Linked DNA regions of Homo sapiens: region 1 is linked to region 2. The links are chromatin contacts, found by Hi-C in ENCODE. All regions are on one chromosome and are shown on one strand. The core of a region is the stretch at or near the end of the contact, and the rest is flanking DNA. Distances in the headings are between cores, read along the strand shown.

Region 1 (5,130 bases), core at 1,442-3,941, 160 kb before region 2:
GTGGCCCTTTTCTCATGGCTCCACTAGGCAGTGCCCCAGTGAGGACTCTGTGTGGGAGCTCACACCCCACATTTCCCTTCTGCATTGCCCTAGTAGAAGTTCTTCATGAGGGTCCCACCCCTGCAGCAAACTTCTGCCTGGACATACAAGCATTTCCATACATCCTCTGAAATCTAGACAGAGGTTCCCAAACCTCAATTCTTGACTTCTGTGCCCCTACAGGCTCCACACCACATGGAAGCTGCCAAGGCTTGGGGCTTGCACCCTTTGAAGTCACAGCCCAAGCTATTTCTTGGCCCCTTTTAGCCATGGCTTCAGTGGCCCGGGAAGAAGGGCACTAAGCCTTTAGGCTGCATACAGCAGAAGGGCCCTCGGCTTACCTCATGAAAACATTTTTTTCCCTCTTAGGTCTCCAGTCCTGTGATAGGAGGGGCTGCCTGGAAGGTCTCTGACATACTCTGGAGACATATTCCCCATTGTCTTGGAGATTAATGTCTTAGAGATTAACATTTGGCTCCTCGTTACTTCTGCAAATTTCTACAGTTGGCTTGAATTTCTCCTTAGAAAGTGGGTTTTGCTTTCCCAGCACATCATCTGGCTGCGAATGTTTCAAACTTTTATGCTCTGCTTCCCTTTTAAACATAAGTTCCAATTCCAAACCATATCTTTGCAAATACATAAAAATGAATGCTTTTAACAGCACCCAAATCACTTCTGGAATGCTTTGCTGCTTAGAAATTTCTTCTGCCAGATGCCCTAAATCATCTCTCTCAAGTTCAAAGTTCCACAGATCTCTAGGGCAGGGGCAAGATGCCACCACTCTCTTCACTAAAACGCAGCAACAGTCACTTTTATTCCACTTCCCAACAAGTTCCTATCTTCATTCGAGATGAGCAGCATTTAGTCAAAGCCATTCAACAAGTCTCTAGAAAGTTCCAGATTCTATTTTCCTATCTTTCTCTAAGCCCTAAGAACTGTTCCAACCTCTGCATTTTACCCAGTTCCAACATCGCTTCCACATTTTTGGAGATCTTTACAGCAGCACTCCATTACTCAGTATAAATTTACTGCATTAGTCATTTCTCACACTGCTAATAAAGACATACTCAAGGCTGGGTAATTATATAGAACAAAAAAGATATTTAATAGACTCACAGTTCCACATGGCTGGGGAGGCCTCAGAATCATAGCAAAAGGCAAAAGAGGAGCAAGGACACGTCTTACATGGGTGCAGGCAAGAGGGTATGAGCAGAGGAATTCCCTTTTATAAAACCATCGGATCTCATGAGACATTCATTATCAAGAGAACAGCATGGAAAAAAAACAGCACCCATGATTCAATTACATCCCACCAGATACCTCCCATAACACATGAGGATTATTACAATTCAAGGTGAGATTTGAGTAGGGAAACAGAGACAGACCATATCACCAGCCTTCATGTTTGTCTTTCCCTCTTGAATGTGAGACCAAAGGGGAAAGGACCATGATATGTTTTGACTGAACCTCTGGCACCTAGAGCAATGTCGTCCGTATATGTTTGCTAAATGAATGACTAGATGCACTGCTTGAGGATTCTAACAAAAGATAAACTTAGCTAAATAATCTGCAAATAATCATCCTTGATTATTTTTCTAACCTTAAACATTTGTATTAATTATAATAATATCACTCATTATTTGCTTACCATTTGCCAGGCTATGTTCCATGCATTTTCCACATTTTCTCTCACTTAATGCTCAAAACTGTGTAGGTACATACTATTAATAAAATTATTTCACATACAGAGGAACCAATGCATAGGGAAGTTCATTATCTTGCCAAGGAAGGGAAGTTTAAAATGCTAAGTTCGACATTCTCATTCCAGAGCCTATGCTCTGGGCCTCTACAATGCAATTTCCCTCAAAAATAAACCCTCCAGGATGGGTGGGTGGCTCATGCCTGTAATCCTAGCAATTTGGGAGACCAAGGTGGGCACATTGCTTGAGCCTGGGAGCTGAAGACAAGCCTAGGAAACACAAGGAGACCCTGTCTTTACAAGAGATACAAATATTAGCTGGCCATGGTGGCATGTGCCAGTAATTGCAGCTACTCGGGAGGCTGAGTTGGAAGAATCATCTGAGCCTGGGAAGTGGAGGCTGCAGTGAGCCAAGGTCAAATAACTGCATTCCGGCCTGCACGACAGAATGATACCCTGTATCAGAAAAAAAAAAAAACAGAAAGAAAAAAGCAATGTGAAAAGAAGGACATTAAATAAGAAAAGCTTTAATTCTGGTGAAAAATGTTTCTATTTCTTAAAGCAAAAATGTTTCACAGGGACATACATTACCCACAACTTTCCCAAGAGCTATGAGGTGGGGTCAGGGGAACAGTGGTTCACATACTCCAAAGGTTGTGTTACTTTTCTCCGTCAAGCTTTCTAATGATTGAGAAACTCTTCACTGTGTGAATTTAATTGTACACATACTTTTTCAATCCTGTCTTACTCTCCAAGCCCCATTCCCCTCCTACCCTGATCTATCCAAGGGCTGGTGAAGAAAATTTCCCATGGATACACTACCTGATGCAGGCTACAGTTCTGATTCTTTAATGGGAAGAAAAATAAAGACATGCATATGCATGCACAGTGAGTATTTCCCAATACATGTACAGGCCCTGCCAAAAAGGAAGGCGAAGCATACTTTCAGTTTCAGTCACACAAGAAGGGAGGAGAGAAAAGCCATGGCCGGTGAGTCTTTTACTGTTCCAAGAACAGGTCCCTGGGAAGAAAGAGTTTTGGAAGGGGCTGGCTCTTCTGGAAGCCATAATTAGCATCTGTGGAAGTTTACTTGAGTAGAAGCAAGGAAAAGGGGGGAGAGGGAGGAGAGAAGGAACTAGAAGATTCTTGCAGACTTTAGAAAGGAAAGGCAAGCCCAGAAAGGAACTGAGGCTTTAGGGGAAGCCTGATGTCATTTTGCAATCTTAATTAAACTCTTACTTACATGTTGAAAGTCTGACAGAGGGTACAGAATTGGCACAGGAGGAGTACTAGCAGCAGTGGTTCCTAAATGAAATGGGCTATTTCTGCTTCATTACTTTATTAACCAGAGTTAAATAAACATGCGACATAAGAGGATGATCTCTGCTTTCCAGGGACTGATGTGGAAATGGTAAACTCAGTCTTCAGGTCACTCCATGCACATGTATGGAGACTATTGAGGGAAACAAGTAGGACAGCAATACAGTAAGAAGAGGGATTACCCAACTGTGAGGAGGGGGACATTTCACTGATGAAATCTAAATGAGGTCACTTTCTGTTGATTACATGAGAGGAATATGAGGCTGTTTTCATGATGTGAGAAATCCTTGTGCTCTAAACAGACAAGGTCCTGAAGGAGAAGAGAAAGCTGTTTATCCGTTCCATGGGTGAAGGTACAATAAATGGCTTACTGGATGAATTATTACAGACAAGGGTGCTGAACAAGGAAGAGATGGAGAAAGTAAAACGTGAAAATGCTACAGTTATGGATAAGACCCGAGCTTTGATTGACTCCGTTATTCCGAAAGGGGCACAGGCATGCCAAATTTGCATCACATACATTTGTGAAGAAGACAGTTACCTGGCAGGGACGCTGGGACTCTCAGCAGGTAAGGGTCAGTGACTTACACTCAAGTTCACCTAGGGCCTGTCTTCGTGCCTAACATTTGATTTCTTTACTAGTCATGTTAATTGGAAGAAAACTTTCTTATTTCTGGCTTCAGGGCCATATTTCTGTAGCAGGGTCCCTATTGCATGTCCCTTGACTCTCCTTTGATTCTTTTCCTTAATCCTCAGTGGCACTCTTCTGATTAAAGCTCATTTCCTGTTCTGAGTATGTGGTAGCTCCTTTACTGAAGCTCTTGAGAACCATCTGAAAAGCTTCATGCTGTGTTTTCCAGTGTTCCTGGCAAGGCAAAATATTTACCTGTGGATTTATTTTTGCTGAGTGCAAGGGGTCTGTAGGCACTTATGTAGTTGTAAAGTCACATGAAGCTTTAAGGTTTATAATCAAATACTTTTTATAACTTTTCTCCAAAATTTTACCCTCCCAAAAGAATAAAATATATTTCAATGATGGCGATACACTCAGAGAACACATTGAACGTATAGAAAAGTGAAGATTTCTAATGGGCTCATTCCTCCAGTTGCCTCCTTGTATTTTCTTTGAGTAAGATCACCTGGTTGCCTGTTACCAGGCTGTGGGTCATGCTGTGAGGCCTGGAAATCCTCCACTTGCAACCCTCCTCAGGCCCAATACAGGGCTCAGGAACTGAGCTGGCCAAATCTCATGACCACTTGGACCTACCACGTGGTGAGGATGAGAGTTCTGGTGGATTCCCAGTCATTGATGTCTGTGGCACTTCCTAAAGCCACTTCAGAGGGAGATGTTCTTTGAAAGCAAAAGCCTTCTGTTCTAAGGGTTAGGGAAAGCTTATGCCTGTCTAAGCAGACATTGCAGATGTTTCTGTTTTCATCTATGTGTAATAAACACGTATTTTTCTACCAATGCCTCTTTCATTTTCTACCTCCCACCACTCTCTAAATTAAAGAACATCTTTAACATTATTTAATGTCAGTCAGTCAGTCAGTGTTATGGGAGAAATTTTTAGTGGGGAGTGTTTTACAGATTGGGGTAAAGTTTTCCAGAGATGATAAGTGACTACTTCAATACCCTTTATCTTTTCATAGATCAAACATCTGGAAATTACCTTAATATGCAAGACTCTCAAGGAGTACTTTCTTCCTTTCCAGGTAATGCTGTTTTTAAAGGAAGAGCATTCTTTGACCCACATCTTCCTTGACATTAATTTTGTAGGATCAAACGTGGGTAAATGGGCTATGGAGAATTCTCATAGATTGGTCATATAATTTTCTTTTTGTAATCTATTCTGCTTTTGTAGAAACTGTTTCCACAGCTTCATTATCCACATTTATATTAAAAATTCTGAATCTGTGTCTCAAATCCTGATTACCCAAATAAGTACCAAACTTCATTATTTAAGCCTACTGAAATATTCACTCCCATCTCCCAGAGACACCTTATTCTAAACTTTCCCAGAGCTGAAAATGCTATACTTCCACACCCTGCTTCTCTTCCGGTTTTGTGTAAC
Region 2 (5,229 bases), core at 251-2,750:
AGTGCTTCCACTGCATCAAGGCAATTTCCCACATATTGCATTCTCAGCTAATGTAGTGTCTTTCTGTATTGAAAGAAGACTTGGGAAGGAGGCAAATGCTTCTCAGCATCATAATACTAAGGCTATCATTTTTCAAGTCAGGTCAAAGTCTAATTGATGGGATAAATTTATATTCCTTAATGAGACTAAACTATGTGTGCTTTAGAGAAAATGTAATATACTTAGAACTGGTGTGTCTGCCCTTAAGTAATTTAGGAAGAAATTCATCTTTTATGTTTACTGTTGGAGAGAATAGGGAATATTCCCCAACCCAAAGGAATAGATTCCCCAGGTTTCATCAGTGTGAGCATAGTCTGGGCAGAAGAAGAAAGTCTAAGGCACCAGACTTTGAATAATTCAAGAAGGAAAAGAGAAATGACTTTTATGATAGTTTAAGTTTCTAAAGAAAGGCAAGTAGAAGTGTTTTTGTTATTGAAAGTGGACCTCTGGAAGAAGACATGGATTTTGAAGACAAACTGAAAATTAAAATTAATTGAAACATACTAGATTCTTAAACTAGTGCATATATGAGCACGCACATACACTCCCACCCCACCCCCCCCACACACACACACTGAGGCATGAGAATAGGAAGTCACACTTTTTTCCTTCCTCTCTGTCTTATTTTCGTTTTACTTTCATAGCCCTTGATTCTCAGAACTGCTTAATCTTTTTCTGAAGTTCAGTGTATTTTTGGTCTGAAACGGCAATTCTCAGCAAAATGACACTCCTATTTTCTGATTATTTCAGAACTAGAAAAGCAAAGTGTTGGCCTTCTGAGATTTAAGAAAAAATCATATTGTTTATTTCTAGTCTCATGCACTCAACCAATCACTCACCTCCACATTTCTGACACTAGATGTATGGGAGTCTTGCCCCACACACCAAATAATTCTCCGGCAGACACTAGCTGGGTTTCCTATAATTCAATTTAATTCTGACACTATCTAGATAGATAATGGGATCTGGATAGTGTCTGATATGGTTTGGCTGTGTTCCCATGCAAATCTCATCTTGAATTGTAGTTCCCATAATTTCCATATGTCCTGCGAGAAACCTGATGGGAGGTAATTGAATCATGGGGGCTATTTTACCCATGCTATTCTTGTGATAGTAAGTTCTCATGAGATCTGATGGTTTATAAGGGGCTTCTCCCTTCACTTGGTTCTCATTCTCTCTCCTGCTGCCATGTGAAAAAACACATGTTTGCTTCCCTGTCTGCCAGGATTGTAAGTTGTCTGAGGTCTCCCCAGAGATGCTAAACTGTGAGTCAATTAAACCTCTTTCCTTTATAAATTACCCAGTCTTGGGTATGTCTTTATTAGCAACATGAGAATGGACTAATATGGTGTCAGATCCCACAAGTTAAAGGCTTATTACCATAAAAATTTCCCCCACTTCAAAGGCCAATTGCAAGTAGTAGGTTATCAACAATACTTCCTCTTAACCAGCTATAAATCATGTTTTGCATTAGTGGCTCACAGAAGTCAGAGAAACAGTTTACTTAGAATTACTGGCTTATTAATCATGGATATAACCAAGGATACAGATGAACAGCCAGAGGAAGAGGTACATAGGGTGAGGTCTGGAAGGATAGCTTCTGTCCCTATGGAGTTGAGGTGCACCATCCTCCCAGCACTCAGATGTGTTCACCAACTCAGAAGCTCCTGAACCCCATAGTTCAAAGATTTTTAGGGAGGCTTCATCATGTAGCCATGACTGATTATAAACTCCATTTGCAGCCCTTCTCTTCTCTTTGAGGAATGGGGGGTGGGGATGAGAGCTCCAAGCATATAACCACGGTTTAGTCTTTCTGGTGACCAGCCCCATCCTAAAACCCACCAAGTCACCTCATTACAACCAAAGATACTTCTATTACCCAGGAAATTCAAAAGGATTTAGGACCTCTGTGCCAAGACCCTACATCAAAGACCAAATATTAGAACAAACAATTAACCTACCACCTTTATCTACAATGTTACTAGGAGCTTTGTCTCAGGAATCAGGGCAGAGACTAAACATTAGAACAAAAGATTCTTTTAGCACCTCTATTGCTCAGAAAATTGCAATAGTTTTAGGAGTTCTGTGCTAGGGACTGGGGTTAGAGACCAATATGTGTATTTCTTATTACTTCACTGATCTTCCCTGTCTGAAGAAAAGTACAGAAAAGAAGATGTTCCCTGAGCATGAGAAAACAGGAGACCAATTTTCCTAATTTTTATTCATTGGGCAGCAAGTGATATCTTCACAGGATAACAAGTGACAGAAAGGAGAGAGTCTGCTAAAGTAATATTAGATATCCCCATCTCTTTTGCATCCTCGCCAACCCTACTCCTGCCTCTGATTCATTCTCGAAACAATAGCCTGAGTGGTCTTACAAAATCTTAAAACAAAAAATCCTTAACAAACCTTTCCGACGCTGCTAACTTCGTTTTATATAATTTGTTTTCTCTGAACCACATGCAGACAAGCAGTTTCTCACCTAAGGGCCTCAGGGCCTCCAGGCATTCACATGTTGTTTTTTTCTGCTTGTAATACAGTAATTTTCCTTTCATTGTCCATTGGGCTAACTCATATGCCTTCTTCAGCCATCATCTTAAGAGGCACTTCCTCAGAGAGGACTTCTCTGATCCTCAGTCTAAACTGGATATCCTGTTATTTACTGGCATAAAAATGAGATTTTAAAAAATCCTTCAATGTACTTGTCACAAATTGTAATTATATATTTACCAATTTTTTTGTTTAATGTCTATCCTTTCCTAAAACTATAAGCATTTATTAGGGTAAACGATCCCCCTTTTATTCTCATCTGCACAGAACCTACCAAATTATATAAAATAGAATTTGTGCTCAGAAATACTTAGGGAATGGAATAAATTCTCAAATAAAGCATATGTTCCCAAAATGTATATGGATTCATCATGTTAAATATACCAGAGATTAGGCTAGATGGGAAAGAAATCACATCATTTATAGATAAGAATTTAAATATCTTTTAGGATTCAAGTTCAAAGTGTTTTATTGTCATGGCAAAAGAGTAAATGACCATGATTAGATGCATTTACTCCATTATATTTTCAAGAGTGTTAAACATTAATCAGAACTTCCAAATAATCATGTTTCTCTCCCTTCTATTTAATTGTGAACAAACTAAGAAGTCCACACCCTATTCAGATAGTTAGAAATAAGCAAAACTCCTTTACCATTAAGTTGGTGTCCTAAGATTATTGTGAATATCTTTTGCCTGAAAGTGAGGCACTCTCCCATAATAGCACCCTTCCCCTGGCTGCATTCACAGACCCTAATGTGGTAAAATTATTTCATAGCAGAGAAGAGCATGAATACGATAGTCCCACCTTATCCGTGTTTTGTCTTCTGTGGTTTCATTTACCTGCAGTCAATTATGGTCTGAGTATTACAGGATTTTGAGAGGGAGAGAAAGACTATATCTACGTAACATTTTTACAGTATCTTCTTATATTTTTTATTTTACTATTAGATATTATTATCAATCTCTTACTATACCTAATAAATTAAACTTTATCATAGTATATGTACAGGAACGAGCACCGTAAATTTAGTGTTCAGTCCTATCATACATTTCAGGCATGCACTGACAATCGTGGAACATGTCTCCCAAGAAAGGTAAGAGGGGAAAACTGTGTTTTCTAAGCATATGCCCCTCCAAAAAGACGAAGAAGAGGCCAAACTGGTTATATGCAACATATTCTTATTTCACAGATTAGATAACTTACTTTCTTTCCCATTATGAGGAGTGAAAAGAAGGAGAGGACAAAGTGCAGAAGGCCTCCTCCGAGTGTTGACTCTTCCTGTGTAGTAGGACTGATGCTTTCTTTGTAGGCCAAGTTACAAATTCAGGAAGAAGGAGACCATGGTTTTGCCAACTTTCTTCTCTTTTCCTAGATATTTTCTCCTCCTCAGTTTATAGTTTAAACACTTCTTCCTGTGAAAGAAGTGACATAGGAAAGTCTATGTCACTTCACCTAAATCCACAAATTGCTACCCACTACCATTTACAAAGAAAGAAAATGAGAAAAACGTAACTTTTAAAATCTAAAGGATTGTAAATTATATGAAGAGGAAAAAAATTGCATAACACTCTACACACAGAGTTAAGAAAAGTAAAATAACGGCATTCAAACATTTTATCCAATTTTATATTAAAGGAAAACATAAAGAAGCAAAAAACCAATACAAGCAGCTTCCTTATGTTTAAGAAAGTAAGTGTGTGTGTGTGTGTGTGTGTGTGTGTACAGCAAGGTTTCTGATTTAGTAAATACTAAGAAAAGCAAGTTAGTCTTTCATTCTTTTTTAAACAATACCATCACGAAATTCTTGTTTTTCATCCCAGTTATCAACGGTTTGAAAGTAGCTATGTTTGGACCTGGACCATTCTCCAGCTCTTTTTGTTTGTATTACCCGTGCCCACCTAAAGGGCGAGCACAGGTCAGAGGACAGCCCCTGCTCCCAGGCCACACCCGCTCCCAGCTGCACCCTTACCTATGGCCTCGCTTGATGATGATGCCATTCTCAGTAGAGAAGGCGTCTAAGGGCAACCCTTGGATGTTCCAGTTCCAGACTTTGGTAGGATTGGACAGGAAGTTATCAACGGCAAAGCCAAGGGAGCAAGGAACCTGAAGCTCCCAGATCTTGAAAGTATCTGGTTAGATAGAAAGAAGTCCAGCTGAGAGAGCAAGTTGTTGCAGGAAAAAGAAAAGTGCACTCATTGGTTAACAAGCTAAAATTAATACCTTACATACACCCTGAAACACAACATTATAATTTCTATTTCTAATAAACTTAAAATCAAAACCACAATGAAAAAAAGTAAATACTACAAATTAAGAAATAAGAAAAAACTACTATTTAGAAATTATTTGCTTCTGGATCCTTCCAACAATCAAAACAATAAACTAGAAGTATTTTGTCCCTTTTCTCAAAACACTTAATATGGTATGGTAGCATAAATACATTAATTATGTTATTATTAATTTAATATGGATTTATTCTACTTTTTCCTTGATATCATGAGACATGAAGTATCAGTTATTATTTTTAAAGTAGGTGAGCATGGCTTTAATTCAAGTGCAAAAATTATAGTTTTTCATCTCTGCAGATGGTAATAAAAGAGTAGGGCATACATTTTTAAAGGTAAAAATAGATAGGATA

What was found. A loop is a pair of places that touch in the nucleus more often than their neighbours do. Pooled maps may share reads with other maps.
Region 1: a map with no recorded cell type shows a loop between it and region 2 (2.1-fold over the local background). The contact joins the promoter of CASP1 here to the enhancer-like site in region 2. A Hi-C loop is called at or near these places in 5 of 37 single-sample maps with no recorded cell type and 6 of 50 pooled maps.

What each region holds. Positions count from the first base shown.
Region 1 is chr11:105,032,705-105,037,834 of GRCh38, reverse strand. It overlaps CASP1 (caspase 1), which reads left to right and starts at 2,691. Exons shown (of 9, transcript NM_001257118.3): 1 at 2,691-2,728; 2 at 3,361-3,627; 3 at 4,709-4,771. The coding sequence starts at 2,722. LOC124902742 (a long non-coding RNA gene) reads right to left here. Exons shown (of 3, transcript XR_007062869.1): 3 at 2,154-2,194. RefSeq lists an enhancer at 2,563-2,612.
Region 2 is chr11:104,872,747-104,877,975 of GRCh38, reverse strand. LOC107984380 (a long non-coding RNA gene) reads right to left here and starts at 4,761. Exons shown (of 3, transcript XR_007062985.1): 1 at 4,561-4,761; 2 at 3,795-4,003; 3 at 2,408-2,701. RefSeq lists a silencer at 651-740. Within about 2 kb of position 1,500, at least 3 of the 41 ENCODE cell types and tissues checked have a DNase peak (open chromatin) inside an H3K27ac peak, as active enhancers do.